Regions from separate parts of the Homo sapiens genome. Here region 1 is linked to region 2. A link is an interaction called in ENCODE POLR2A ChIA-PET data of the cell type or tissue named here. Cell type or tissue: OCI-LY7. All regions are shown on one strand. Links, peaks and the distances in the headings refer to the core of each region. The heading gives the core; the rest is flanking DNA.

Evidence for each region. ChIA-PET counts read pairs that join two places held together with the same protein. Peaks named below come from ENCODE experiments on the same cell type or tissue, not always from the same donor. Only the 100,000 strongest peaks of a DNase experiment are listed, where the experiment ranks them.
Region 1: POLR2A ChIA-PET joins it to region 2 with 5 read pairs; 2 of 35 experiments call an interaction of 5 or more read pairs at or near these places.

The regions. Positions count from the first base shown.
Region 1 is chr1:167,360,913-167,364,861 of GRCh38, forward strand. All of the region lies in intron 2 of POU2F1 (POU class 2 homeobox 1), which reads left to right. Among named protein-coding and RNA genes, the nearest start is that of POU2F1, 140 kb to the left of the region's middle. In OCI-LY7, for the core only: no CTCF peak of the experiment used is centred there; DNase peaks (open chromatin) are centred at 1,599 and 1,969; H3K4me3 peaks cover 2,135 bases; H3K27ac peaks cover 1,990 bases.
Region 2 is chr1:167,299,531-167,303,479 of GRCh38, forward strand. The region is part of intron 1 of POU2F1 (POU class 2 homeobox 1); the gene reads left to right. Among named protein-coding and RNA genes, the nearest start is that of POU2F1, 81 kb to the left of the region's middle. RefSeq lists a silencer at 1,231-1,435. In OCI-LY7, for the core only: no CTCF peak of the experiment used is centred there; a DNase peak (open chromatin) is centred at 2,031.

The DNA of each region.
Region 1 (3,949 bases), core at 739-3,238, 61 kb after region 2:
GATTAGATGTATTCCTAGCTGGTTTTATTTTATTTTATTTTATTTTTTATTTTTTTCAATTTTGTGGCTACCGTAAATGGGATTGTATTCTTGATTTGGTTTTCAACTTGAACGTTATTCATGTATAGGAATGCTACTGATTTTTGTACATTGATTTCGTATCCTGAGTCTGCTGAAGTGGTTTATCAGGTCTAGGAGTCTTTGAGCAGAATCTTTATATAATTTTACTTCTGCTTTTCCTATTTAGATGCTGTTTATTTGTTTCTCTTGCCTGATTGCTCTGGCAAGGACTTTCAGTACTATGTTGAATAGCAGTGGTGAGAGTGGACATCCTTGCCTTGTTCTTAGGGGAAATGCTTTCAACTTTTGACTGTTCCATATGATATTGGCTATGAGTTTATCATAGATGGCTCTTATTATTTTGAGGTATGTTCCTTCAATGCCTAGTTTATTAGGAGTTTTTATTATAAAGGGATGTTAGATTTTATTGAATGCTTTTTTCTGGTTCTATTGTGATGATCATATGGTTTTTGTTTTAATTCTGTTTGTGTAGTTAATCACGTACTGATTTGTATATGTTGAACCACCCTTACATCCCAGAAATAAAGCCCACTTGATCATGGGGAATTGACTTTTTGATGTGCTGCTGGATTTGGATTACTAATATTTTTTGAGGATTTTCGCATCTATGTTCATCTGGATGTTGGCCTGTAGTTTCCTTTTTTTGTTGTATCATTGCCAGATTTAGGTATCAAGATGATGCTGCTTTCATAGAAGAAGTTAGGGAGGAGTTCCTCCTACTTGATTTTTGGGGGATAGTTTCAGTAGAATTGGTACGAGCTCTTCCTTGTACGGCTGGTAAAATTTGGCTGTGAATCTATCTGGTCCAGGGATTTTTTGGTTAAGTTTTTCATTACTGATTTCGTTTAATTACTCATTATTGATCTGTTCAGGATTTCTGTAAACACACTAATCTTGAATGGTTTTTTTTCTACTTTTCCAACTGCTCCTTCTGTTTCTCTGTGTCTTCATGTCTCCTAATGTAGGTGCTCCTATTATGTCTCCTAATGTAGGGTGCTCCTTTTCTCCCAGGCACACAAAACCAAGTGCTATTTGGTTTTGGCCCGCAATGTACCTACCTCCACATTTCTAGCTCATACTTAACTTCCAGTTGGGGTATGTGTGTGTGTATCTGTTTCTCTCTCCTTTCCTTGTAGTCCAATTTAGGTCTTTATGTTTTACAAGAATGATTTCCATGTAATAACTACTTTCTTCTACTTCTCACCTCCCAGTGGAGCCTCAGTTGCCACAGTAAAAGAGGTTAACCTACCTTAGCACCTTAAATTCCTCTATTTATCTGAGTAGTTGTCTAAGAGTATTCTTTTTACCTTACTACCTTTGAATACTGTTTTGTATTCTGTTATGAGGTGGTTAGTCCAGTGTGGCCACAATAGGTGACATAAGAAAAGCTCAGGAAAACAAAGTTTATTATACTCACAGGTCCTAGAGACAGGAGGCACAGCACACCATGCAGGGTCACATGGGGAAGACACCAGAGTGGTGAGGAGGCAGAATATAGGAGTGAGTGGAAGGTTTAGGCCACTACCTTTGCTGGAGTTTCTAAAGGGGAATAGTTAGGCCATCACCTTTTTGCAGTGGCATGATCGTAGCTGGTTGCAGCCTCGAGCTCCTAGGCTCAAAGGATCCTTCCTGCCTCAGCCTCTGAGTAGCTGGAATTAGAGGGGAAAGCTACCCACTGGCTCTAGGCCACTACTTTTGTTGGGGTTTCTGTGGGAAAGTCAGGACAGAGTAAACAGTTTAGGATTGGCTAATTTGAATAATTTTAGAGGGCTTTGGGACCACCTAGGGGTCGTCTCTAGTTGCCCAGTACCTGGCCCTAGGATGAAGGCAGAATATTGCCTGTAGAGTCTGATTGAGGAAGTATAGCTCTAGATTGGTTAGTTTGTGTATCAAAGACATGCTCCTGACTGGGCCCTTTGCTGTCTCCAAGAATTGACTAAACCTGGGAGGGGCAGTCTCTCCCCAGCCAGAAAGGTTTTTATGATGTCAAAATATCATAATACATTAAAAATGTAAGAACATTTTACAATACAGAGACCATGCCTTCAGCTCCTCCTCCCCCCCAAGGCAGAACCAGGGCACTTAAATACTATTACCAGTAGACCATTGTACCAGGGATACTAGACATCAATGTCTCTGTTACTTAGTGCTTTGTGACTTATAAGAAGCTTTGATAGCATTTTTATGGCAACTTGAAAGTGGAACCAGTATATAGAATTTTCACAAACTCCATGAGAGTGGAATATTTGGTTCTGGAAGACCTCCTATTAGTAGTGTGTTAATCTTTTAAGTGCTTGTCTCGGTTTTTCAAAATCTCATATTCTTTTAGTCTTGTTGATTTATTTAATATATCTTGAGCATGTTTCTCTAATGGTGAACAGTCTCTTTTTCCTCCAGTTTTATTGAGGTATGATTGACAAAATAATATAATGCTGTACTATCTTAAAATCTCCACAAAGGGACTGATATCCTGCATAGAGATAGAGATAACAACTAATGACAAAACGCATGACTTTAAAATAGTGAAACTTCTACATGTGGCTTATGGAAGTGACTACTTACTTGACTAGAATGTCTCGTTGTGGAAAAAAATAAAAAATAAAGGAGGTGATTCTAATTACATTTTATTTTCACGCAAGTTTTCAATTACTTGACACAAGCATGCATTCTTAATTTTACTAACTGTATATGTCTAAGTAGTTCTGTAGTTTTCTATTTGTGGAAGACTTTAGGAAAAAATAGAAGCGATTTTATGATTTTTAGAAAGTGAAATATTCATACATATCTTTTATAATTATCTCAAGGAAACAAATAGGGCTCTGCTTCATGTTCTATACCTAATTATTCATTCTTATTTAAGTAATACATCTGCCAGAAATTAGGATGTGTATATTGGCAGACGTTAGCACTGTCTTACAAACACTGCTGTAAGGTTCTAACTTTGTGCTCTTCTGACTGGTTTGCTCTGGATGTGTGTGCACATGTAAGTGTAAGGATGGGAAGAATGGGATGTTTGAGTGGTAGGAAATGGAAGTGTAGAACCATATCCATGGTCTAGACAATTCTTAGAGATTCCTGTGGCCTATTATATTTTATTCAGTACATAATGTTCTGGCTTTTTAAAATAATAACTGGATATAGTAATTTGAAAACAATGTATTATAATCCCTTAGAAAATATTTCTGGGTGTTAGGGTGGCATGTCTTTCCATAAATTAGCCCTATTCTAATATCAGATCACAGCAGAAGTGGTTAAAAAGCTCTTGCATGGCTCACGCCTGTAATCCCAGCACTTTGGGAGGCCGAGGCGGGCGGATCACGAGGTCAGGAGATCGAGACCATCCCGGCTATAACGGTGAAACCCCGTCTCTACTAAAAATACAAAAAATTAGCCGGGCGTAGTGGCGGGCGCCTGTAGTCCCAGCTACTTGGGAGGCTGAGGCAGGAGAATGGCGTGAACCCGGGAGGCGGAGCTTGCAGTGAGCCGAGATCCCGCCACTGCACTCCAGCCTGGGCGACAGAGCGAGCTCCGTCTCAAAAAAAAAAAAAAAAAGCTCTTGCATAACATTTTTTTTTCTTTCTTTCTTTCTTTTTTTTTTTTTTGAGACAAGTTTTAGCTCTATTACCCAGGCTGGAGTGCAGTGGCGTGATCTCGGCTCACTGCAACCTCCACCTCCTGGGCTCAAGCCATTCTCCCTCAGCCTCTGGAGTAGCTGGGACTTCAGGCGCACACCACCACACACCTGGCCGATTTTTTATAGAGACAGGGTTTCACCATGCTGCCCAAGCTGACCTCGAACTCATGAGCTCAAGCCATCTACCCACCTTGGCCTCCCAAAGTGCTGGGTTTACAGGCATAAGCCATTACA
Region 2 (3,949 bases), core at 982-3,481:
ACGTGCAAGGACCCTCCTGTCCTTGAGTGATTATAAACAAACACTTGATTTTCGCTTGGTGCTTTACATGTGTAGGAATGACAGACACACTGAACTACTGTTTATCTCTGCATATCTTTTAGACGGTGAGATATTAGCCAACAGACTCAATTCAGGAGACCAGAGTTTTTTTTTTTTCATTTTATTTTGCTGCTGTTCCTCACCTAGTTCCAAAGAGTGGGATAAAGCATTGCATTTTCTATTTCATATTTGCCTCCTCTGAAGTTTGACACTGTAAGTCAGTGGTTCAGGGTCTTCTAGGGGTTTGTTAAAACCCAGATTGTTGGGCCCCCACCTCCAGAGGTTCTGATACAGTAGGTGTGAGGTAGGGGCCAAAAAAGTGCATTTCTAATAAGTTTCCAGGTGATGCTATGATACTGATCCGGGTACTGCCCTTTAAGAGTAGCTACTGTGCACTGTTCACAATAGCAAAGCCATGGTATTAACCAAGGTGCCCATTAATGATGAATAAAGAAAGTGTGGTACACAGATACCACGGAATACTACACAACCATAAAAAGAACAAAACCATGTCCTTTGCAGCAACATGGATACAGCTGGAGGCTATTACCCTAAGCGAGTTATTGCAGAAACAGAAACCAAAATACCACATTTTCTCACTTGTAAGTGGGAGCTAAACATGGGGTAGGTACCACATGGATATAAAGATGGGAACAGCAGACACTGGGGACTCCAAAACGGTCAGGAGGAAGGAGAGCAAGGGTTAAAAAATTAGAGATCAGGTACCGTATTCACTGTTTGGGTTATGGGTTCAATAGAAGCCAAAACTTCAGTATCATGCAATATATCCAGGTAGCAAACCTACATATGTACCCTCTGAATCTAAAATAAAAATTAAAAATTTACAAAAAGAATTACCATTGTGAAAACTCTTATTTTTTATTTATTTTTTTGAGACGGAGTCTTGCTCTGTCGCCAGGCCAGAGTGTAGTGGCGCGATCTCAGCTTACTGCAACCTCCGCCTCCCAGGTTCAAGCGATTCTCCTGCCTCAGCCTCCCGAGTAGCTGGGACTACAGGTGCACGCCACCATGCCCACCTAATTTTTGTATTTTTAGTGGAGACGAGTTTTCACCACGTTGGCCAGGATGGTCTCGATCTCTTGACCTCGTGATCCGCCCACCTCGGCCTCCCAAAGTGCTGGGATTACAGGCATGAGCCACTGCACCCAGCCTCTTATTTTTATTTTTTATTTTTTTGGAGACGGAGTCTACCTCTGTTGCCCAGGCTGGAGTGCAGTGGAGTGATCTCGGCTCACTGCAACCTCCAACCCCCTGGTTCAGGCAGTTCTCCTACCTCAGCCTCCTGAGTGGCTGGGATTACAGGCGCATGCCACCACGCGCAGCTAATTTTTGTATTTTAGTAGAGGTGAGGTTTCACCATGTTGGCCAGGCTGGTCTTGAACTCCTAACCTCAGGTGATCCGCCTGCCTTGGCCTCCCAAAGTGCTGAGATTATAGGTGTGACCCACCGTGCCCAGCTGTAAAAACTCTTAACAGTTTTAATTAAACCAAGGAACTGTCATATTAAATTTATTTAAGGAAAAGATGCATAGTATTTACTACTGTTTAGATTAGACTTTATATTGGTTCTCTCTCTCTCTCTCTCTGAATGTTACCTATTACATTAGGTGACCCACAGGGAATACTCACTTAAAATTTTATGTTTCTTTAGTCAAAGAATGGTTATCACTTGGTGATGGGCATTTTGTAACTTTTCACAGACACGTTAGTTACTGCTGTTGGGCTGAAAGCCACTTTTGGACTAGCAGAAAATACCTTGCGTTATTTTGTTTAACATTTCAAGCAAAGATAAAATTTTTTAAAAATTGTTCTTAACTGAGATAACATAATTATTATTTCACTAAATGAATATTGAAACTTTTAAAACCAATCTGAAGCCAGTACAGCCTCTTTGCCATTGCCAGCTGTGCATGTTGCTATGGAAACTCAGTAGGGACTAGCAGGATTACTGTTGTGAGGACCACACCTGGTTTATTTGCATCCAGTTTAAGTTGGGGGAACATTTCAAAAGAATAAAAGGTCTCAAGATGTGCCAATGGACAGCAAGAAAGAGCTTGTTAGTTTGTAACCATCATATTGGAAGGGTGGGTAGGTTTTTCTTACTCCTTACAGTTCCTGGTTGGGAGGGTTTGGTGGATGTGTTAAAAATTTGTTTTGTGTATTCATTTCTCTCAATTTTTCGCTATTCCTTACGGTGTTTTTTTGTTCTGTGTGCTTTTTGTTTTAGGTATTTCTTCTTGTAATTTAAATGTTTTTTTCATTCTCTTAAAGTATGGACAGATCAAAATTTTTTAAGAGGAAAGAATTTAATTTCTTTTCAGTTGTATTATGTAATAAAATATCTTAATAAGGTTTTCATCACTGTTAGCTATGGTAGAATTTTATGTTGATCTCTGATTTTAAGTAGTATGAGCCTCTATGCTCCCCTTCACTCACAAAAACAAAAACAACTCCTTTTATTTATCCCCCGCCCCCGAGACGGAGTCTTGCTCTGTCACCCAGGCAGGCCGGAGGGCAGTGGCACCATCTCGGCTTACTGCAACCTCCACCTCCTGGGTTCAAGCGATTCTCCTGCCTCAGCCTCAGCCTCAGCCTCCTGAGTAGGTGGGATTACAGGCACACGCCACCACACCCGGCTAATTTTTTTTTTCTTTTCTTTTTTTTTTTTTGAGACAGCATCTCACTGTGTCACCAGGTTGGAGTGCAGTGGCGTGATCTCTGCTCACTGCAAGCTCTGACTCCCTAGTTCAAGCGATTATCCTGCCTTAGCCTCCCGAGTAGCTGGGATTACAGGCATGCATCACCATGCCTGGCTAATTTTTGTATCTTTTAGAGACGGGGTTTCACCATGTTGGCTAAGAGGGTCTCCTTCTCCTGACCTCGTGATTCGCCTGCCTTGGCCTCCCAAGGTACTAGGATTACAGGCGTGAGCCACCGCGCCTGGCCAACAACTCCTTTTTAAGAAGACACTTTGAACTGCATTTGATTTTGTTTGTACCATTGCATCTCAGCTGTTCAGATTCATGAAATAGGAACAAAACTGAATGTACAGAAAAAAGTTATGTGGGCCAGTTATATGAGCACTGAGTATGGATCTATAAAATTTACATAGTTTTCATTAATTAGCTATACTACTCAATCAGTTACACTGACTTATACCAGTTATACTAATTATGCTAAATCAAAAATAGCTATAATAGTACAAGTATATGTTAAATAAGAGTCATAGCATGTACCATTTCTTTATTGGTTTATGTTGTTTGAATTCTATCGATGAGGATTCTGAGGCCTCATGACAAAGAGGGGGATGGTCAACCAGTGATAGTAAATTTTCACACCTGTGTGTACCAAGTATTGGTCTTTCTCATTTTCTAAATACAAAATATAATCTTATATCTTTTTTCAGAATACATCCATAGCAACCTGTATGGATCTATTGCTATCTATATCGTCTATCTATGTATATATATAAAGCCAGTAGATACTTGTATTGTATATTAGGGGGAGGTTAATGTCAAATGTGGAGATCAGGTTTTTTTTTTTATGTTAGTGAAATGCACCCTTTAAAAAAAACCTGAGTAGGCTGTTTTATCCAGCTTCATGAAAGAATAGCACCATACGACACATATTCAAAGAACTTTCTGATTTATCTCCATGGTCCTTTAGTAAGGGCAGGTACTAGTTATTTCTGTTTTGTAGGTGAGGAAATAGGTACAAGAGGTGCCTGCCTAAGGCAGCTAATCTAAATGTGTCCTGATGGATAGTCTGGTGTCCCCCACTGTGTGTAATTGTTCTCTCTTTAAGTGTTAGGTTATTTTATACAGCTTACTCAGTTTTGCCTTTTTCTCTTTTTGTGTTCATAGACTGGA